Linked DNA regions of Mus musculus: region 2 is linked to region 1. Evidence: chromatin contacts called from ENCODE Hi-C data. All regions are on one chromosome and are shown on one strand. The core of a region is the stretch at or near the end of the contact, and the rest is flanking DNA. Distances in the headings are between cores, read along the strand shown. Region 1 holds the start of Cad (carbamoyl-phosphate synthetase 2, aspartate transcarbamylase, and dihydroorotase). Region 2 holds the start of Tmem129 (transmembrane protein 129).

Region 1 (6,536 bases), core at 115-2,614:
CTTAACTCTCAGAGGCAATAGTTTCCAGATTTCACAGAAGGGGGACCTTACTGTGTGAGGAAATTTGAGTTTATCTAAAGGTAAACACTACTGAGAAGCAAAAAATGAAACTAGGCCAAGTAAGGAGTCCAGATGGTGACCAACGTCACTGCTACAATTGGTCTTAGAAGGGGCATGACCCTTCTAGTTTCCAGTTTCTCACCGATTTATAGCAGCCTGCCTGAAACAGCGTTTCTCAACCTGTAGGTCGCGACCCCCGCCTGCCTCTCTTACAGGGGTTGCCTAAGACCATGGGAAATATCAGGTATTTACATTACGATTTACAACAATAGCAAAATTACAGTTATGAAGTAGCAACAATAATTTTCATATGGTTTAACGCAGTGAGTGCCGAGCTAGCCACTGTATTAAAGAATAACAGAATTTGTAAGGATTGTTTACCCCCTATGACTCTGCTACTTTAAAAAAAAATCCTCTGCTGGTCCTTCCAAGATAACTAGAAATTGCACCCCTTGCAATTTTGAGAACTGCTCCCATAAACCCTTTATCACTTTTCTTGGACCATGCTTTCAGTACACAGAAGACTTTCAGAGAGGGTACTTTAGCTCTCTGCCTTTCAAGGTACCTAGAAACCCTGTAACCACGGTCGCTTTGGTGTGTATAGCTGCTATCTCCAGGATGTCTAGCAGGATGTCAGTGGTCACTTCACCGCTAACTTCTGATCTGAGAAGGGATGTAGTGGAAGCACTGGGTGTGACTACCTTGCTCAGGCCGAACTCGTCCTCTTCATCTGAGGGAATGCCGTAGTTGCCGATGAGAGGATACGTTAGCACTAGGATCTGAGCTTTGTAGGAAGGGTCAGTGAGGGCCTCTGGGTAGCCGACCATGCCGGTCTGAAACACTGAAGAAAGACAGGGCTGAGTTCAGGCAAGGGCACCCATCGGAACACTGCCCCGAGAGCAGCAAATCCCGGAGGAGATGACTGCCTTCGGTCGTGAGTGGAGAAAGAGAGCTGGGGCTGGAGGTATCGACTCGGGAAGAGGAGTGTGCAGGCGGGGTGGACAGGTTAAGTAGAGTGGGGTCGGCAGCCCGCCCGGGCTTGCTTACCCACTTCCCCAGCAGTCGACACAGCGGCCCCAAAGGGCCGGCCCTGCAGCACCGACCCGTCCTCCAACACCAGGGCCGCCATCGGGTCGGAGCTGAGACAGGGCAAGCACGCAGACGCGGGAGGCGCGGCGAGCCCCACTGGAACCAAGCGAACACCGCGCGCCGGAGTTGGTCCACGTGGCTCGCTGCGCGGGGCGCTGGAGAGCAGGCGGGAGCGGCAAGCCAGAGCCCTAAGCGTAGTGAGCTGAAGCACGACTGCGACGGCGCAAGCAGCCGGCAACGTCAGGGGCGGGGCCGGGCACGTCAGGGGCGGGACCATAGGATGGTTCCACAGCAGCAACCCCGGAGGCCTGAGAAACCCGACCCCCCCAAACCAGCCGGTCAAGCTAGAAACACGCACAGGTACGGCAGCATTCTCTAAAACGGGGGAAAAGGTGTTTATTGTAGTCAATAATACAAATTAGTACGAGTCCACTCCTGAACCAAGTGTCCACAAGACCCCCGAGGTGGTGCAATTTGACACCTTTCATTATCAATGGCCGCTTCAGCCTTAAACAGTTCTGCTCATTGGCCAGTAATTGTCAACGAAGTAAATCTTCTTGGCTGCGACATGGCCGGGACTTGATAGATGAGGGTGCGCAGTCAGGTGAGCTGGAAGTCTTGTGTGGCTCATGAAGCCTTGGCTTTCCGGCGCTGGGTTCCCCAAAGTAGAATGGAGATGGCTAGCGTGGTGGATCCCAGAATCCCAAAGAACATAAGCAGTGAAAATGAGCCCTGTGATTAGCAAACAGACAAGTCACAGCTGTGTAGGTACCCAGGGCCTCTTTTAACATCTGTTCTTTCTCGGTCACTCATCCCCTCATTTGGGCACTTCCTCTATTTCCTACCCCCTCCAGCATTGATTCCTTGTCTTGTGTCTCTTTCTGAGAAGTTCTTGCCTAATGCATCCCTTTATTTCTAAAAGGTCCAGTTCCTCACCTGCCTCATACACTTGTATCCATGGAAACCATCAGCACAAACGCACTGCAAAAGACCAGGACCGTCAGATGCACAAGATCCGTTCTCAGGACACATTTCTGGGAGCCAGAGAAAAACAGTCACTGAAGTCTAAGGCCAATTACCCTGAAGAGCCAAGCTCCTCTTTCTTCTTCTTCTTCTTCTTCTTCTTCTTCTTTTTTTTTTTTTTTTTTTTTTTTTTTTTTTTTTTTTTGGTTTTTTGAGACAGGGTTTCTCTGTGTAGCCCTGGCTGTCCTGGAACTCACTTTGTAGACCAGGCTGGCCTCGAACTCAGAAATCCACCTGCCTCTGCCTCCCAAGTGCATGTGCCATCACGCCGGGCTTCAGAGCCAAGCTCTTCTGATCTCAGAAGCAAAGCAGGGCCTGATTGGTACTTGCATGGGAGGAGATCACTGGATCTCATTAGGCATTTTTTCAAATCTGCTTAGATTCTTAATTATTTGTACATCAAAAGTAGAGGGAAAAGCCAGGCATGGTGGTAAACACCTAAATCACAGCGTTTGGGAAGCAGGGCAGGCGCGGATCTCTGTGAGTTCTGGTGTACACAGCAAGTTCTAGATCAGCTAGGAATCCTTACAGAAACTTATCTCAGAAAGTCAAAACAAAAAGAAACACTAGAAGAAAAGCTCATCAGGAGGTAGTGCAAGCCTTTGATCCCAGCACTGGGAGAAAAAGGCATGCATATCTTTGTGAGTTTAAGGCCAACTCAGATTGCAGAGTGAGTTCCTGGACAGCCAGAGCTGTTACACAGAGAAAGTTTGTATCAAAACAACAACAAAAGCCAGGGTGTGGTGGCGCACACCTTTAATCCCAGCTCTCTAATCCCAGCACTCAGGAGGCAGAGGCAGGCGGATTTCTGAGTTCGAGGCCAGCCTGGTCTACAAAGTGAGTGCCAGGACAGCCAGGGCTACACAGAGAAACCCTGTCTCAAAAAACCAAAAAAAAAAAAAAAAAAGAAAAAGAAAAAAGAAATAATAATAATACAGCAACAATAATAATTAAACCTCGTCAGGGGAATAGAGAACACACAGGACAAAAAGGCACTTTAGCATCTTTACTTTTCTAACGTAGAGAATAATTGCTCTTTAGAAAGAAGGAAAGCACTCTCCAGTGAGGCGACCATGCTAAAGCATACCTGGGCTTCCAGTGCTATTGCAAAGGTCCCTTTGCCCTTGGCAAATCTGCTTGTCCTTGAAAGAAGTAACATTGTCCCAGGCATTACTACCTCCAGGACAGGGAACATCTTGTGGTAGTATCCTGAAGACAACACATATGATCATAAATGCACAGCCAAAGAGGTTGGGGTGTAGCTCGGGAGTAGAACAAACATTCAACAACACACAAAGCCATGGGTCCACTCCCTAACACACATGCACATATGAACTTACTCAGTCACGCGCACACGCACACCCCACACAGCAGTAGTGGCTCTCATCCTGCTGAGCACTTAGCACATCAGCACTCTCTCCCTTCCTGTATTACTCACAGAGTCTGCAGCTGAGTAAACCCACGGAAGGTGTTGGCCAAATCATCCTTGAGAGGATTTGCCTGAAGGTCTCTGCAAAGTACACACTGTTAGCGCTCTGTTTGCAGAAGTTTTCTATTAGCCTTTATATGTGCTGTCCTGGGCCAGTAACCCACTCCTTATCCTCAGTTGTACAAGGTTAGATGCTAATATTAACCTACCTTCTCAAGAGTTATTTCCCATCACCATATTTATCTTTTGGGCAGGAAAATATATAACCACTTACATGATAATAGCAGTATAAGCCTGTAAAAAGTTTGGACCAGGATCCTTCAGGGAACAGTTCTGAAGATCTAGCCTGAAGAAACAAAGAAATCAGTGTCAACTCTGCCTCTTTTTCATCCCCTACTTAAGCTAATATTGATGGAATATCTATGTTCAGAACTGTAAGGTTAAGGCTATGGTAGCAGACATTGTAATCATGTAGTAGCCAATCTAGTTAGCCCTGGCTACATGTAGACATCTTAATTTACCTAAAATTCAAGTTCACTCTCAAAAGCAACACTTCAAACACATAAAACCTTGGATCCTGTGCTGATTAGTACAGATATGTAGCATTTCAGTCAGCAACTGGAATTTCTATTGGGTCACACAGTTTCTTGTTTTTAATATTTATTTATTTTATTTATATGAGTGCACTGTCACTGTCTTCAGACACACCAGAAGAGGGCAACAGATCCCACCAAAGATGGTTGTGAGCTACCATGTGGTTGCTGGGAATTGAACTCAGGACCTCTGGAAGAGGACTCAGTGCTCTTAACTGCTGAGCCATCTCTCCAGCTCTAATCAGTAGAGCCATGCATTGTGCAAATACTGGAAGAAGCCTTGTGGGTTTTTTTCCCTCCAGGATTAGTAGGTTTTACTGAAATTCTTACACTCAGAAGTTACTGTTGTCAGGGCCTTGTGCATTTCAGGCAAGTCCTAGCACCAAGCCACAGACAGAGATTTTGTTTTGTTTTGTTTTGTTTTGTTGAGACAAGGTTTCTCTGTGTAGCCTTGGCTGTCTTGGAACTCACTTTTTAGACAAGTCTAGGCTCAAATTCAGAGATCTGTCTCCCACTGCCCCTGAGTGCTTTAATCCCAGCACTTGGGAGGCAGAGGCAGGCGGATTTCTGAGTTCAAGGCCAGCCTGGTCTACAAAGTGAGTTCCAGGACAGCCAGGGCTACACAGAGAAACCCTGTCTCGAAAAAACCAAAAAGAGAGAGAGAGAGAGAGTGAGTCAGTCTCAACCGAGTGACAATCCTCCTGCCTCAGCTTCTCAAATGCTGGATTAGAGAGAATGATCAGCATCCCCACAGAGATCATTTTCTTTTGAGACAAGGTTTCAATGTAACCCAAGCTAGCCTCAAATTCACTAAGTAGCTGAGGGTTACCTTGATATTCCTCCCAAGTACTGAAGTTACAACTGCACACAGAGGTGTTAAATGAAAGGAAAAAAAGGCAAATCACTTAAGTTTTCCCAAGTAGATTTTCTTTCTTCTTTTTCTTTTTTTCTTTCTTTTTTTTGGGGGGGGGGGGTGGGTGGGTTCAAGTGCTGGGATTAAAGGAGTGTGCCACCACGCCTGGCCCAAGTAGATTTTATGTTACAGGTAACTGTAAATGCCTGTACATTAAGGATTTCAAGCCTCCAAGCCTTGTGGTGGTGCACACCTTTAATTCTGGCACTTGAGAGGCAGAGGCAGGCAGATCTCTGAGTTTGAGACCAGCCTAGTTTATAGAAGGAGCTCCAGGACAGAAAAATTCTATGTTGAAAAACCAACCAAGGGGGCTAGAAAGATGGCTCAGAGGTTAAAAGTTCTTAAGTTGCTCTTCCAAAGGTCCTGAGTTCAATTTCCAGCAACCACATGGTAACTCACAGCCATCAATAATGAGATCTGGTGCCCTCTTCTGGCACACTATACACAATAAATAAATAAATAAATAAATAAAAATTTAAAAAAGAAAAGACAAACCAACCAAATAAAAAGGACTTCAACAAATTATTTTTCCATTTACTGTGTGCCTACAAACTACAAAAATCATAACATAAAATATATATGTTTTTGCAAGCCTGTAATCCCAGCTACTCAGGAAGCTGAGGCAGGAGGATCACAAGTTCATGGTTAGTGTGGGCAATTAGTGAGATCATGTGTCAAAATACTGAAAAGAGCCAGATGTGATGGCTCACCCCTGTAATCCCAGTACTTGGGAAGCTGTAACAGCAATGATATGAGTTTGAGACCAAAACCTGTGCTACATAGTACCAGGATAGGCAGGGCTATATAGCAAGACTCTGTCTCAAAGAAAACAAAAGGAAAAGCAAATCCAAAAAAGGTAGCTTGCATAAAGTCCTAGGTTCATTTCCTAGTACCCAGAACAACAATAAGAAGAAGAAGGAAAAAAAAAAATTAAAGGCTGGAAAGATGGCTTAGCAGTTAAGAGCCAGTATTGCTCCTACAGAAGACCTGAGTCTAGTTCCCAGTACCCACACTGTATCTCACAACTGCCTATCATTCCAGCTCCAGGAGGATCCAAGGCCTCTGAAATTTTCCAGCACCTGCACTCAAGTGCCTGTACCCAGACAGTCAGACAGACAGACAGACACAATTAAAAACAAAAAAATAAAATGAAGAAAAATTTAAATGTATTTTAGTAAAAATAATACAAAGACTTAATAATAAAACTATTTTAAATGAAGCCACAAAAGCCTATAAAATGGCAAAAACTATGATTTGTCATTCAGGGAAAAAAAAATCAAAAGATCATTTACTTATCGAAAAATCATCAAATTCAAATGTTTAGAATCGAGCATTAAATGTCTCCACTTAGGTACTAATATTTATCCCCAGAGCCTGCTAGGCAAGTCTGTAGACTCCAGTCTGGGAACTCTAAAAAGTTCAAAAGAAT
Region 2 (6,490 bases), core at 3,473-5,972, 2.6 Mb before region 1:
ATCATTCATATGATAATTTCTGTTTATGAGTCTATCTGCTCTCTCCAAGTTTTGAGCACAGGAAGCCAAATGCTAATTTTTGTTTGTTTGTTTTGTTTTATTTGGTTTTTTGAGACAGGGTTTCTCTGTATAGCTCTGGCTATATAGAGAACTCATTTTGTAGACCAGGCTGGCCTCGAACTCAGAAATCCGCCTGCCTCTGTCTCCCGAGTGCTGGGATTAAAGGTGTCCACCACCACTTGGTGCCAAACGCTAATCTTAAGCAGAAGGGAGAGATAAGCAAACTCAATAGGAAGGAAACTATAGGTAATCTTGTCTGGAAATAAGATCTAATCATTCTATCAAGTCATAGAAATAAAGAATAGGTGGTAGGCACTGTGGGTTGTCCTGGTGCTGTTTATATTCTGATGGTAATTCTGCTTCCTCAAGAGGGGCTGCCCTCGACAAGCAGCCCATTATGTACTCAGGTGATTTCATGTGAACCGTCTCCCATTTTAACTAGTCAATAAAGGCTAGAGCCTGCGACTGGACAATGGAGGGGAAAGATGGGACTGGAGGTTTGAAAGTGGGGATAGGGTGAGAGAGGGAGGGAGGGAGGGAGGGGGGAGAGAGAGAGAGAGAGAGAGAGAGAGAGAGAAGAGAGAAGAGGAGAGGATGAGAGGGGAAGGAGAAAAGATGGAACAGGAGGAGGAAGAAGCCATGTTGGGCCAGGAGGAACTGTAAGTAACAAGGGATCTTATAGCTGGAGAAGAAGTTTGTATAGTGTTAGATCTGCCCAATCTAGGCTTACAGCTTACAATGATAATAACTGGATTGGGTAGTTTTTATATGGGCTTTGGGGTTAGGTAGGAACATAGCAAAAGAGTAAAGGATGGAATTAAAACAGTTCAACTAGCTGATGATTAACTCTCAACTGACAACCGTGCCAGATACTACACTTAAGGACAGTGATCAAGAGAAGAAAGTCTAGATAGGACAGGACTGGAAGATTTTGCAACAACCCTCAGAGAGGACAGACAGTACTGAAGAACAGTGAAAGGCATCCACACTTACTTTTCTTTCTGTAAGAAGACACAGTGGTCATTTTGTAATCCAAAAGGAGCCTCACGCTTATTGGTCATGTTAGGACTTAAGATCCTGTGTGTCTGTGGATCCCGAGGTGGTGTCTGGAACGTCACCTAGTGAAAGTCGAGGAGAGTGCATATGCTCCATGATACACGCCCTCACAAGCAAGCCAACCTGCTACAGTGCAAGGCTCTCAGAAAGCCAGTCCCAGAGTACCTGAGGAGCATACACAGTACAGTCCGCACTTACATTTGTGGCCTTAGCCTGGCTCTGGGGTGGTACATTTTCTTTCTGTGACAGACAAAGAACAGATGATCTGCCGGTAAGTTCTGGTGGCAAAAACTGGAAATCACGGCACTGTGAACTCTTTTCATTGGGCACGTTTTCGTCATTTAAGACATGCAGACTCATTCTGGGAAAACAGTATGTTTTAGTCACTAGGAAGTCAATGATGCTGCAGCGTATGTACAGAAATGCCCCGTGAGCATAGCAGGGAGATGTTCTATTTCTGGACAGGTAGAGCTAGTACCCTTTACAGGTATACTTAATACTTCAAGTAGGTGTCATCTTCCAGAGAAAGCCTCAGAGTCCCTTGTATTGCATCAAGGATACTGCTACTTCCTGAGCCAACTGCTAAAAGGGTTCAGGCAGAGAAGGAAAGAGAACCAGGTGTTCAAAATGACTCCCATTAATGTATTACACTGTAAGACAAGAGTTAGGGGATATAATTTTGGTTTGAAGAGAACCAAAGTAATAGGGTGGTAGTGGAGCACACCTTTAATCCCAGCACTTGGGAGGCAGAGGCATGGGACCATGGATTCTTGTGGGTGAAACCTTGGGGGCTCTGGTTGAGGAGTAAGGAGAGGTACTGGGGAGGGAGGTCATCAAGAGAAGCTATTGCTGACTCTGCTCTAGGAGCCTTGAGGAAATGAGGGAGAGGGACAGAACCAGAGGTTCCCTTAGCAAAAGAGAGGTAGACTAGGTTGCTCAGCAAGGTACACAGGTCATAAAGTAGAGAAAACAAATCAAGAGCAATGTTTAGGATTTTTTTCCCAGAAAGCATGAGGAAAGGGCACTGAAATGGATGTGGAATTTACAAGCATAGGCCTCTGGGCTGTACAGCCTCAGGTGAAGTCTTTCAGGCAAGAAAGCAGAACAATCGGTTCAGCTTTTGCTTCGGATGGGATGAGGGTTGGAGGTGTGTGTGAAGGGGAGGTCAAAGGTTGACAGGAGGTGTTTTCTTCAATTGTTCTCCACCTTGTTAGACTAACTGACCCAGGAGCTCACCAATTCAGCAAGACAATCTGGCCAGGGAGCTCCAGGGATCCTCCAGTCTGCCTTCCCAGTGCTAGGATTACAAATGGGTGCAGCCACACCACACAATTTAGGTGGGTGCTGAGGATCTGACGTCAAGTCCTCATGCTCATTTGTCAAGCACAATACTGTCTGAGCCATGTCCCCAGCTCCTGGAGGGAGTTCCTGGAGACAAAAATTGACAAGCCAGATTTGGGTTCTGTCTTAGTCAGGGTTTCTATTCCTGCACAAACATCATGACCAAGAAGCAAGTTGGGGAGGAAAGGGTTTATTCGGCTTACACTTTCATACTGCTGTTCATCACCAAGGAAGTCAGGACTGGAACTCAAGCAGGTCAGAAAGCAGGAGCTGATGCAGAGGCCATGGTGCAACAGCAGCAACAAAACTTCCCTATGTTCCCTGCCCCACCTCTAGTCACTCCTGCACCAAGAAGACATCAGAACCTGTACTGGCTAGTTTTGTGTCAACTTGACACAGCTGGAGTTATCACAGACAAAGGAGCTTCAGTTGAGGAAATACCTCCATGAGATCCAACTGTAAGGCATTTTCTCAATTAGTGATCAAGGGGGAAAGGGGGAAAGTGTTCATTACTGGCTTGCTTCCCCTGGCTTGCTCAGCCTGCTCTCTTATAGAACCCAAGACTACCAGCCCAGAGATGGTCCCACCCACAAGGGGCCTTTCCTCTTGTTCTGATGTCTTCATGGTGCAGGAGTGACTAGGGGTGGGGCAGGGAACATAGGAAGTTTTGTTGCTGCTGCTGCACCTGTCCTTCTGAGAACAAGTATGGGGTCAAATCACCTATGGGAGATGATAAAGCTCAAGTTGACTGATGGTCTCTGAGGTGAAGTTTGAAGGTTGAAGGAGAAAGAAACATCTCCCACCTCGAACAGTGCATGGACAGAAGTGTACAATCAAGCGATCATGACTGGAAATATGCATTGCTGAACCAAATTGTATAGGTATAGGCATGAGGTCATTCTGGTAGCTAAAGTTGAGGAAAAAGGCCTTAGCCTTAAAGGACTCTGTTCAGAGAAGGATGCAATAGAGAAGGGAAACTTATCAGGACCATCTGGAGTTGGAAAGAAAGCGTTTCCAAGAGAAGCCATTTATTTTGAAGTTGTGGTCAGGCTGTACGGAAGGAGGACTTAGAGGCACAGACCCAGGAACAAGAAATATCCCTGGGTTCAGGAAGACAGACGACAGACAGAATAGTTTCGCAGAAAAGATGGAGTAAGAGACTTGGGGCGACGGATGTCCCTGGCTCTGAGACGCGATTCTCCTACACGACACGCTCGACCAGAACAGGAACCAGCACGGCCTCTTTGGAGGCCATCAACTGGGTCAGACCGAGATCACTGGCAGGCCGGCCTGCAAAGCCCAGCCCACGGGCAGGTTCCTGTCCTGCCTAGGAGGCTAGGTGCATCCCCTGAGTTTAGAACAGAGGAGGCTGGAGTGAGGGGTGGGTCCTCAACAAAGGGAGAGAGCGAAGCTGCGGAAGACAGGAACGGTAACTCAGCTCGCAGGAATCAAGTTCCGTGGGGCTGATCCCCACCCTGCGCCCGAGGGAAATAAAAAATCGCCGTTTCCCTTACCTGACTACGGTTGCCAAGCCCTGGGCCCGCGCGGACGCCCACCGCAAGGGAGGAGCGCCGTGCCCGCTTCGCGCTAAGAAAACGGAGCAGGAGAAACCCAGCCGAAGGAACCCCAACAAGGTCCGCTCTCGCAGTCCCGGAACGTCGTCCGCTACGCCCGCCCCAGATTCAAATACCGAAAGTTGGCGTTCCACAGCCAATCAGCGCGTTGGAGAAGAGGCTTCCGTAGAGCCACCTGTGGCCAATTGCAAGCCATACTGGTCCCGCCCTTCTTGCGCAGGGAGTTCCGCTTCCGGGACTGAGGGCACAGTGGGAGCGTTGGGGCGTATGGGAACTGTGGTCTAGCATCGGGGGCCGAGAGGGCTTGTTGGTAGCCAGTGACTGTGAGAGCCATCATGGCCCAGAAAATCTCATGGTCGGCCGCGAATGCGGTTGGAAACCAGTTCGCCCTGGCTCGGTTTTTCTCAGCTGTTAAATGGACCCAGTTGCAGTGTCTCCTCCGAGCTGTTTGTAAGGGAGAAGTTGAACCCTTACGGGGGGTGTCTGGGCGGCTCACAGCTTGTGGGTCAGCGTAGGGTCCGAGAACTCCCCACTCAGAATGCCGGGGGCGGCCTCGCGAGACTCTGACTCCCAGGGTGCCCTTCGGGTCAACCCAACAGGGAAATTGTCTCCCACAGTGCCCCGCGGGCAGCCTGAGGAGGGGACTCCATTTCCTAGAATGCTTTGCGGGTGCCTGGACAGGAGGCGCTCAGATTCGCAGGATGCCCCGCCAGTAGCCGGACTTGGACTCCGTTTCCCAGAGTGCCCCGCGGGCGATCTGACGGCGGTGGCTGCGGCAACAAACCAACTGTCCAGAACTGGACTCTCCTGCCTCTGCACGGCCCAGTGAGCGGTGGCGGGATGGACAGCCCTGAGGTGACCTTCACGTTGGCCTACCTGGTCTTCGCAGTGTGCTTCGTGTTCACGCCCAACGAGTTCTACTCGGCCGGGCTCACAGTGCAGAATCTGTTGTCGGGCTGGCTGGGCAGCGAGGACGCCGCCTTCGTACCTTACCACCTTCGCCGCACTTCCGCCACACTACTGTGTCACTCACTGCTGCCGTTAGGTGAGCCTCCTGTGTGCCGGCCGGTGGTTGGCGCTTAACCGGGCGCTTGGAGACTCCAAGGGTGAGGAACTGGAGCAGAAGCCGGTCAAGATCATGAACAAGCAAGCGGGATCTCTGCAGCCCTGGCTGTGAGCTGAGCGCTCTAGAGCACCATACGCTCTTCCAGTTGGGAGGCGGCGGCCCTGGCGCTGTCCTGCGAGTGGTGCTCGGGTGGGGCTAAGCTCCAGTCTTTGACATCACTGCGGCTGGAGTGCAGAATCGTTCAGCCTGCTTGCTATGTTGGACGATTTCTATAGGAAAGAGCTCCTGTTGATTTCATTACAACAGGGGTTGGAGAGATCCCAGGGGAAGGTGGGTGTAAGAAGAGCAGGCAGAGATGAAGACGGTCAAGGTTGGGAATGTTAATGGAGCGTTTCCTTTGCCGGGCTAGGTCTATGGCCCTGTCCAAGGCCATGGTATGTGGTGCCCCAAGTGCTAGTGGGACCTCGGAGAGGCCCATCTGTTGGCTGATTGGAGGAAAGGTTGGGGAAACTGCTGGAATATAGCAGTGATTGAAGTCTGGGATCCAGATGAAGGAGACCTTTGGAAGCTACAGGGACAGGGAAAGATAGATCTGGGAGAACACATGTCTGCTTGTCTGTCATACTTGCAGCTCTGGGCACAGGAATGATTGGTGTGAAGCAGCTGCTTAGGCTCCAGAGAGGCAGAGGCAGGTGTGGTAATAGAAACACTCAGATCTGTTTTGAGAAGAAGGAGGGTGGAGAGGACTCCTTTGGAGAACTGGAGATGGAGTTGGCATGGTCATGTAGTTTGGTTTGGAGACCTAGTTAGTACACTGCAAGGCATATCAAGAGTGTGGGGCTCTAAGGCAGGACTCCTGACCAAGGGCTGTCCAGTGGGCACTCCCATACCAGAACAAGGAACCCAAAGTTAATAAGCACAAGTCACTCAGGGAGGTCATATTGAGAGCAGACAGACGGTGGAGCTGTCTTCTGTTGCTACATAACAAGTTATTTTAACATGTAGTGAATTGGCTAGAAGTAAACAGTTACTATTGTTTTTTGCAGATTGGAGCCTGCTCAAACAGTACCTTACCATCTGCAGATCATTTTGATGTTCAAGTTGCTCCCTGTTGGGTTAACAGGGCTCTGAAACTGGTTTCTCTGTTCTAGCAAGGTGCCCTATCACTGGGTACTTGCTCATTTTCTTGTTCAGTGTCCCAGCTTTGAGATGGGCTATGTTGGCTCTGCCTCCTCAGAGGAGGCAAAATTGAGATACCAAGATACAGCCCAAAGAACTGTCTCAAGTAGGCCAGTGGTCAGTTTATGTAAAGTCGTTTCCTTTTGGTTTTCTAGGAAATTTTTGTTTATTTGTTTGTTTTTCTTTGTGTATCCATGGCTGTCCCAGAACTAGA

What was found. A loop is a pair of places that touch in the nucleus more often than their neighbours do.
Region 2: a loop to region 1 is called in a map of regulatory T cell, with 8 times the contacts of the local background. The contact joins the promoter of Tmem129 here to the promoter of Cad in region 1. A Hi-C loop is called at or near these places in 2 of 37 maps with a recorded cell type or tissue (T-helper 17 cell and regulatory T cell).

The regions. Positions count from the first base shown.
Region 1 is chr5:31,049,608-31,056,143 of GRCm38, reverse strand. Cad (carbamoyl-phosphate synthetase 2, aspartate transcarbamylase, and dihydroorotase) reads right to left here and starts at 1,364. Exons shown (of 44, transcript NM_023525.2): 1 at 1,108-1,364; 2 at 762-901. The coding sequence starts at 1,189. It overlaps Atraid (all-trans retinoic acid induced differentiation factor), which reads right to left. Exons shown (of 7, transcript NM_027855.4): 3 at 3,876-3,947; 4 at 3,611-3,682; 5 at 3,260-3,381; 6 at 2,086-2,183; 7 at 1,511-1,881. The coding sequence ends at 1,777.
Region 2 is chr5:33,656,209-33,662,698 of GRCm38, reverse strand. It overlaps Tmem129 (transmembrane protein 129), which reads left to right and starts at 4,722. Exons shown (of 4, transcript NM_026698.3): 1 at 4,722-5,076. The coding sequence starts at 4,872. It overlaps Tacc3 (transforming, acidic coiled-coil containing protein 3), which reads right to left and starts at 4,571. Exons shown (of 15, transcript NM_001040435.3): 1 at 3,972-4,571; 2 at 1,315-1,477; 3 at 1,054-1,178. The coding sequence starts at 1,476.